2 separate regions of the Homo sapiens genome follow, and region 1 is linked to region 2. Evidence: chromatin contacts called from ENCODE Hi-C data. All regions are on one chromosome and are shown on one strand. The core of a region is the stretch at or near the end of the contact, and the rest is flanking DNA. Distances in the headings are between cores, read along the strand shown. Region 1 overlaps KAZN (kazrin, periplakin interacting protein). Region 2 overlaps KAZN (kazrin, periplakin interacting protein).

Region 1 (4,102 bases), core at 944-3,443, 38 kb after region 2:
CCTTACCGCGACACTGGGCCCTGGGCAGATGTGCAGGCAGCTCTTAGGATGGCTGGAAACTTGAAGATCAGAACTCAGCTGGATCTGAGCCTTGAACCCTGGGACTGTGAGCTGTGTCAGAGACAGTTCCCACCCCCATGAGACCTGGGGTTCTGGGGTATTCTGCCAAACCCACTCACTGGCCAGCCCAGGGGCACCAGCAAACATAAAAACCAAAGGCCAAGCCCTTTAGCATTTACAAAACACTTTTGCATCCAGTATCTTGTTGAAGCAAAGGAGGATTCTCATGGCCAGGAGTAAGACTAGAGGTAGATGACCCAGGCCTCTGGGCCAGGGGAGGTTTGAGCTAAATCTTTGCTAGGCTTAGGGAAGAGAGGAGCCCTCTCCTACCTGCAGAGGTTTGGTGGTCACCTAGCAGCTACCTTGCATGCAGCAGCAGCTTGTGAAGTTCTAATTGGATTGGACTGGATGGGAGCAAGAAAAGCCCGGGCCGGGCTGGTCCCTCCTGACAGCGAGCCGGGAAAAGGCAGGGTCTTTCTCCTATCTTTCCCGTCATCATATTTTATCCCATCCACAGGGCTGAGGCCCACGTGTCAGAGCGGAAGCAGGTGATCAATCACTCATTCATGCCGCACATATTTACTGAATACCTACTATGTTCCAGACACTGTCCTAGGTGCCAGGGATACAGCAGTTGACAAAACAGATAATAAACCAGAGAAATAAGTAAAATGTATGATCTGGTAGTTGGTGCTAAGTGCTAAGGAGAAAAATAAAGCCAGGAAGAAGGGTGGGATGCGCCAAGGATTGCCATTTTAGAAAGTTCCAGGGAAGGGGCTGGGCGCGGTGGCTCACGCCTGTAATCCCAGCACTTTGGGAGGCCGAGGCAGGCGGATCACGAGGTCAGAAGATCGAGACCATCCTGGCTAACATGGTGAAACCCCGTCTCTACTAAAAATACAAAAAAACTAGCCGGGCATGGTGGCGGGCACCTGTAGTCCCAGCTACTCGGGAGGCTGAGGCAGGAGAATAGTGTGAACCTGGGAGGCGGAGCTTGCAGTGAGCTGAGATCGCGCCACTGCACTCCAGCCTGGGTGACAGAGCAAGACTCCGTCTCAAAAAAAAAAAAAAAAAAAAAGAAAAACAGAAAATTCCAGGGAAGGATTGATTGATGATACTCATAATACCAATCACAGCTGTATTTACTCAGTACCTTCAAGGGGCCAAGCCCCTGCTGGGAACTGGACAGACACTCATGTAACCTTTGGCAACAACTCTGAGAGTCAGCATGTTGGGAGGCTGGGCAGTCCTCGGGAACCAGAGCACTAGGTGAGGGGCTGGAATATTATGGGTATGATTAACCCCATTTATCACCAGTGAGCTGCAGAGGCAGGATTGGAACCCAGAACGGGCACTCCAAATCTGGCGAGGGTTTTTCATGAGCTAGGAATGTAATGTTGCCACTACCTTTGAGGTGCAGACATTACGGTCCCCAGTTTGGCACACTGCACTAGGCTGGGAGGTGTGGAGGGTGTGATTTGAGCCCAGGGCTCTCTCAGGCCTCTCTGTTTCCCAGGCTGGCCACATCTGGACCCAGGGAGCAGGAGGAGGTCCCAGGTGGGAGGCTCGGGCCGAGCTCTGGTGGGACGCAAGGTGGGCTTGGCCAGCCGACCCGTTGGGTAGTGGGAGCCCTCCCCTTCCTTCCCTTCCTGGTTTCTGCTCTGCCGGGCAGGTAGCTCACCTGCCCGCCTCCATAACAGATGATTAGCAGGCCCGGCAAAGTGGGTATCTCCACAGCGGAGGAGACTGGGAACAGCGCACTCCTCATTTCCAGCATATGCCTGCTTGCTAACAAACCTGAATGCCACCGCCCATTTCACTTCTCGGCTTTGATTTGCATAAGGAGTTTTTTCCTGATAGAGTTATCAGTTCATAGCATCTCCCATGTGCAAAAGCCTTGAGCCCCCATCAGCACAGGAAGGGAGCCGTGCCGTCACCCAGCCTTGGCACAGAGGCGGCCCCTGCGAGTGGGACTGGTCAGCTGCGGAGTCTCTTGCCAAGTTCTGGAGCAGAAAAATCACCTCCTTCTTCCTTCCCTTTTAAATGAAATAACTGTTTTGGCCTTGAGGCCTGCTGAGGCTCCTGGAGGCCTTGTTTGTCTTGAACTCGTGGCCTGCGGAAGTGGGTAGCTGCTCCCCCTGGAAGCTCAGCCCGAAGCTTATCTCCATGAGCCCAGCGCTTGGGCCACACCTCACCCATCCAGACGGCACCACCTCGGAGTCCAGGCCTCGGCTGTAAGTCTGAAGCCCAGGCTGCCAGAGTCGTGGAGGAAAGAGTTTTCCCAAGTGGATGAGTGGCCAGAAGTGGCAGGTGTTACAGTGGATCCTGCTGGACTCTGCAGGTCTCAGGCGAGCCTGAGAGTAGTCGGCCTTGCTGCTCACTGGCAGGCTGACCAAGGCAAGTCATTTAACCCCTCTGAGCCTTACTTTCTCATTCATCAGATGGGAACACTGGTACTCAGTAGGTTGTGTGAGGTGAGTGAGACAGCTATGATGAGGACCGGGAATGCCCTGCCGGGTTTCCAGAGCACTTCACTGTTTGCAGAGCTCTTCGCAGAGGTCATTTCATGTGACCCTTTAAACCCCTCTGGAACAGGCAGGTTCAAAGGCCAGAGGTTATGTGACCTGCACAGGTGCCACAGGGCTTCTAGCCCTGGTATCTGGCTCTAAGTCTAAGGCTCTTTCTAGCTTGTCCCGTCTGCCTTCCAAGTTCAAGGTCTGTGTAAGGCACTGTTACTATCCTGAGAGTCAGCCCAGGTTTCTCAATGGTCCCTGTGGGCCCAGGAGCCCTGGGCAGAGGCGGCAAAGTCATAAGAGGAGCGGCAAGGCTGAGGTCCCATTCCCCTGCCAGCCACAGTCCTCAAGGCCTCTCCTGCATCCTCATCACTTAGTGCTGTTTGTTTGGGCTGTAAGTAGCTCAGTTCCTGTTATTCCCCCCTGGACAATCAGGCAGGAAATTCTTCACTTTGGTTTCCTTAAGAGGTCACATACTTTTCTCTCTTGCAGAAGTAAATAAAGCCCGTGTGCTGAGTTGGCAGTTTTGCACACGAGCCCGCCCGCTGGGGTGAGCCAGCAGCCCCCTTCCCTCCAGCCTTAGCTAGCCCTACCCAGGGGGCCCAAGGGCACCAGGAAATTCGGGCAGCCTACTGCCCGGGCACTGACTCCCCAGGTGGCATCCTGGGCACGTCCTGCAAAGACAGGAAGATTTTTAAAGCACGCCCAGGGTTAGAGCCTGGGATAATGTGCCTTGAGGAGACTGTGCCTGTTCACAGAAGCAGCAGTCACATTCCCCTCCCGCACCCAGAATCCCGACAGAAGAGAGGGAGGGCGCCATGTGACAGTGTGCTTATGGAGAACTCAGGTAAGCGCCATCCCAGCTCCCAGAGCACGCTGAGCACCAGGAAGGCCAGGAGGGTTGCCTGGGAACAGGCAGACCCAGAGTCACAACGCCAAGCACCTTTGCACACATGGCACCCCTTGCTCAGGCTGGGGAAACGTGCTTCCACAGCTGCAATGAGCCCAGTCCTCTTGCTAAGCCCACAGCAGTTGAGAGATGTGTTGGGAGAGGCTGCTTTGAGCACCCATGCAGACGGGACAGCTGTCAGCTCCATAGCAAAGGAAGAGAGCGAGGACAAGGCTACAGAACTTGGCCAAGACTCAAGCTCCACCATTTGGACCACTGGGCAGAGGCATAAAATGTCTTCTGCTAGCCTTGGTGGCATTTTTTATTATGGAACATTTTTGTTACATACAGAAGTGAATAGAATAATGAAATTAATCCCATTTACCTATTACCTGACCCCAAACATTCATCAACCCATGGCCAATTCTGTCTCACCCTCCGCTCGTTCCTCCCCATAATATTTTGAAGCAAATCCAAGATGCATCATGTCATCTACAAATATTGTAATATGTATCTATAAAAGATAAGGACTCTTTTTAAGAAACATAACCTCCAAACTATCATCTCACTTGAAAAAATGATCAGATACTGTTATTACTCAAATTTCCTATTGACTCATAAATTCTGTACCTTGTTGGAA
Region 2 (4,205 bases), core at 1,364-3,863:
CAGGCGACCTCTAGAAGCTGGGAAAGACAAGGAAACAGGCTTTCCCCAGAGCCTCCAGAAGAAAGGCAGTCCTGCCAACACCAGGGTTTTAGCCCGGTAACACCCATTTTAGACCTTTGACCTCCAGAACTACTATAAGAACATTCATTTGTATTAAATTAATTTGTATTATGTTAGGCCAGCAGTCCCCAACCTTTTAGGCACCAGGGACCGGTTTCATGGAAGACAGTTTTTCCACGGACCAGGTGTCCGGGGTTGGGGGATGGTTTTGGGATGATTCCAGGGCATTACATGCACTACATTTCTTGTGCACTAAATTTCTATTATTATTACATTGTAATATATAGTGAAATAATTATACAATTCACCCTAATGTAGAATCAGTGGGAGACCTGAGCTTGTTTTCCTGCAACTAGATGGTCCCATCTAGGGGTGACGGGAGACAGTGACAGATCATCAGGCATTAGATTCTAATAAGGAGCACGCAACCTGGATCCCTCACATGCGCAGTTCACAAGAGGGTTCGTGCTCCTATGAGAGTCTAATGCCATCGCTGCTGATCAGACAGGAGGTGGAGCTCCGGCGGTAATGTGAGTGATGGGGAGCAGCTGTAAATACAGATGAAACTTCGCTCGCTCGCCCCTCACCTCCTGCTGTGCAGCCTGCTTCCTAAGAGGCCAGGGACCAGTACCAGTCCATGGCCTGGGGCTTGGGGACCCCGTGTGAAGCCACTGCATTGTGTCACTTTGTTACAACAAGAATGGGAAACGAACCAGGCCCTCTCTTTCCCTGGACTTGGCAGCCCTAAACACTGCCCTCTCTCAGGGCTTAGGACACGTGAGGGTCATCTGTTTCCTTTAGAAACGCCTGCAGGGCACAGCAGCCAGCACGGGGCGGGTGGAGTTAGCTAGCACTGACTGAGCATGGAGCAGAAGAAAGGATCCGGAGTTTCCTCTCCTTACTGGAAGGACTAAGGCCTGTGGGAGCCTTTTCCCTGCCACAGAGTGAGTCACCTGCCTTACACTGAAAGAAACACAACTTTATTATTTAATTTGCTCATTCACCAAATGTTCCCTGAAAGCTTCCCTACCCCAAAGCTTGTGCCGATGCCTGTGGTTCAGAGCATTCCAGGCCCTGCTCAGAGTCTAGGGACATGCCTGAAACCTACGACACACTCAGTGTACCTTACTTGAATCCTATTTTTCCAAGTGGCCAACCAGGCCTGTAGATGAGAGTCTATCCCATAGGCATTCCTGCTTCAAGGAGTTCTAGGCTGCAGAGACTGTCTTAAGTCCAGCGGGGTCGGTGGGGCTGGAAGACTAAAGCTCCCAGCAGGTGCAGCCATGCCCTGGCTGCCTTTGCAGATGTCACCAGGCCTGCAGACAGTGGGGTAGTAGGTGGCCTGAGAGGCTGTTGAATAGAACGATGTGTCATCTGTGCTGGGGCGGCCATGCCCACTTGCTTTCTTAGACACACATCCTTGTCACCACAGCACTGTGTGGGTTTGAAAAGCTACTTGATGTTTCCTGTGTCCCTTCCCACATCCGCACTCCATTCTTAGTCTCATTCCCTCCATCAAAGACGTGTTCATCTTCTATGCAGTTCATCACCTGGGGTTGAATGTGTATGTTCCTCTTTAGTAAATTCATACGCTTGAAGCTACTGCTGTTTCTTTAGCCTGGTGGCTCTCGGGGCTGCTGCAGGGGGCCCACCCTGAGCCAGCCCCTCGGTCCCACAGCCCTGACGTAGAAGACTCTTTGCTGGTAAATCTCGGAACTCACTGGAAGCTTCCACAAAGTTTAACTCTACAGACAGAATGTCTTCCTTACATACTACCGGCTGCTTTTAAATATTGTTAACAGATCCCCCTTAAAGGCTTCTTAGACTCCACATTTTGATCCAGTTGATAATAATTGATGGTCAGGTGGAAGAATTGCCCAGGCTCTGTTGTTGTTCTGTTATAGTTGCCACTGGACCTGCTTTCAGCACCCTCACCCTGGCTGCTTCAGAGGGCAGCTGGATTCCTAAAAAGAACCCATGCCCTAATGCACAAGTACTTTTTATTTTATTTTATATTATTTTTCGTGGGGGGACAGAGTCTTACTCTGTCGCCCAGGCTGGAGTGCAGTGGCATGATCTTGGCTCACTGCAACCTCTACCTCCTGGGTTCAAGCGATTCTCCTGCCTCAGCCTCCTGAGTAGCTGGGATTACAGGCGCCCGCCACCACGCCCAGCTGATTTTTGCATTTTTAGTAGAGCTGGGGTTTCACCGTGTTGGCCAGGCTGGTCTTGAACTCCTGACTTCAAGTGATTCACCTGCCTCGGCCTCCCAAAGTGCTGGGATTATAGGCATGAGCCATGGTGCCTGGCCCACAAGCACTTTTTAAAAATAATTAATAATCATCATCATTTAATTTGAGAGTAGTTTGAGGTTTACAGAAAAGTTTCTAAGATAGTACGGAGCGTTGCTGTATACCCAGTTTCCCCGTTAAGATCCTTCAATTACCTTGCACAAGAGCCTTAAAACCATCTCTTGTGTCGTGCTTGCTGATATCTCATTGGCCAAAGCAAGTCACCTGACCAAGCCCTGTATCACGTGGGCGGGGCTCTGCAAGGCCAGGCTCCTTGGCAACCCCGTGACTCACAGTCCAACACAGAGATCCTTTTAAATAGAATTGTTTCCAGAACCTGCCCTGAAGTCTGGGGTTCTGGTGACTGACAGTCTACACATTTGCAACAAACTTTGTCCCCTTTGCTTTTTATGCAGTAATTTTTTTTGCACCCGAGGAACTGATGTTCTCGTCCTCATCTGGGGTTTTTAGCACTGAGTCCTTGACCCTCTGTGAGTTGCACAGGCAGCCAGGACGGCGCCTTCCCCCAGGCGTCCCTGTCCCCCACACAGCCTCCCTAACATGTGCCCTTTCCGGCGTCTGCTTCAACACTTGGATCAGCTTCTTAGTAGATTCCGTGATGTCTTAAGGTTCTAATTATGGAAGTCTTCCATTTATCCTGAGAACAACGGAAAGGCTGGTCTGTTTGCAAATGCACAGACACCCTCTAGCACTCACCCACGCCCATCTGATACTTGTTTTGGAAACATTTACCAGAGCTCAACTCTTCTGTGTTCTGGGGAGGGGAGATTAAGCCCATTTTGTAGTTGGGAAGACTGAGGTGTGAACACACACTGCATCACTTTGGAGTGATAATCATTTCGGCTAGCATGTATTTAGCACTTGGAATTTGCCAGGCACTCTCTTCATTCCTTTGCCTGCGTGAGTCATCAGTCCTCCCAACAACCCATGTTCGATGGGTAGTGTTAGCCTCAGTTTCCCCATCTATAAAATGGGGATGAGAGAGGTTAAGAAATTCTTCTGGCCGGATGCAATGGCTCATGCTTTTGTAATACCATCACTTTGAGAGGCCAAGGCGGGCGAATCATGAGGTCAGGAGTTTGAGACCAGCCTGACCAACATGGTGAAACACTGTCCTTACTAAAAATACGAAAATTAGCCAGGCATGGTGGCGCGTGCCTGTAATCCCAGCTACTCAGGAGGCTGAGGCAGGAGAATTGCTTGAATCCGGGAGGCAGAGGTTGCGGTGGGCTGAGATTGCGCCGCGGCACGCCAGCCTGGGCGACAGAGCGAGACTGTCTCAAACAAAAAAAGAAAAGAAAAAGAAAATCTTCTACGGCCTTCTAGCTAGTAGGTTTTGGAGCCAAAGCTTGATCCCTAATGAGTCTGTTTTCCAAACTGATTTTCTTCATAGATATTTGGCAGGTACTTCTTTGATTCTGAGGTTCTCAGGGGTGATCACAGCAGAAAAGAGGAAAAGAGTGAAATAGGGAAGAGAGGAGAAAGAGGAGAGGATCTGGAAGTGGGTGTCTTTCAGAGGCCCCCTTCCCTGGAGGCACCAGGAGTTGTTTTTTTTTTTTTCTTTTTCTTTTTTTTTTTTTTTTTTGAGACGGACTCTCGCTCTGTTGCCCAGGCTGGAATGCAGTGGCGCGATCTCTGCTCACTGCAAGCTCCGCCTCCCGGGTTCACACCATTCGGCACCAGGAGTTTTAATGCATTCTCCGTCTTCGCTCTGAAAATGGTCCCCGGGAAGAAAGGCTGCAAGGTTGCTCTCTTGGCCACACCAGACAGAAGTTTTTCTTCCCACCTCCTCCCAGTCTCGTCCTCCTTCCCCTGCAGGGCATTGAGCATGCT

The links. A loop is a pair of places that touch in the nucleus more often than their neighbours do. Pooled maps may share reads with other maps.
Region 1: a loop to region 2 is called in a map of endothelial cell of umbilical vein, with 4 times the contacts of the local background. The contact joins two enhancer-like sites. A Hi-C loop is called at or near these places in 3 of 168 maps with a recorded cell type or tissue (PC-9, endothelial cell of umbilical vein and head of caudate nucleus) and 3 of 50 pooled maps.

The regions. Positions count from the first base shown.
Region 1 is chr1:15,005,940-15,010,041 of GRCh38, forward strand. All of the region lies in intron 2 of KAZN (kazrin, periplakin interacting protein), which reads left to right. Among named protein-coding and RNA genes, the nearest start is that of TMEM51-AS1, 140 kb to the right of the region's middle. Within about 2 kb of position 2,194, at least 5 of the 41 ENCODE cell types and tissues checked have a DNase peak (open chromatin) inside an H3K27ac peak, as active enhancers do.
Region 2 is chr1:14,967,743-14,971,947 of GRCh38, forward strand. All of the region lies in intron 2 of KAZN (kazrin, periplakin interacting protein), which reads left to right. Among named protein-coding and RNA genes, the nearest start is that of TMEM51-AS1, 180 kb to the right of the region's middle. RefSeq lists enhancers at 214-1,118, 2,306-3,028. Within about 2 kb of position 2,614, at least 5 of the 41 ENCODE cell types and tissues checked have a DNase peak (open chromatin) inside an H3K27ac peak, as active enhancers do.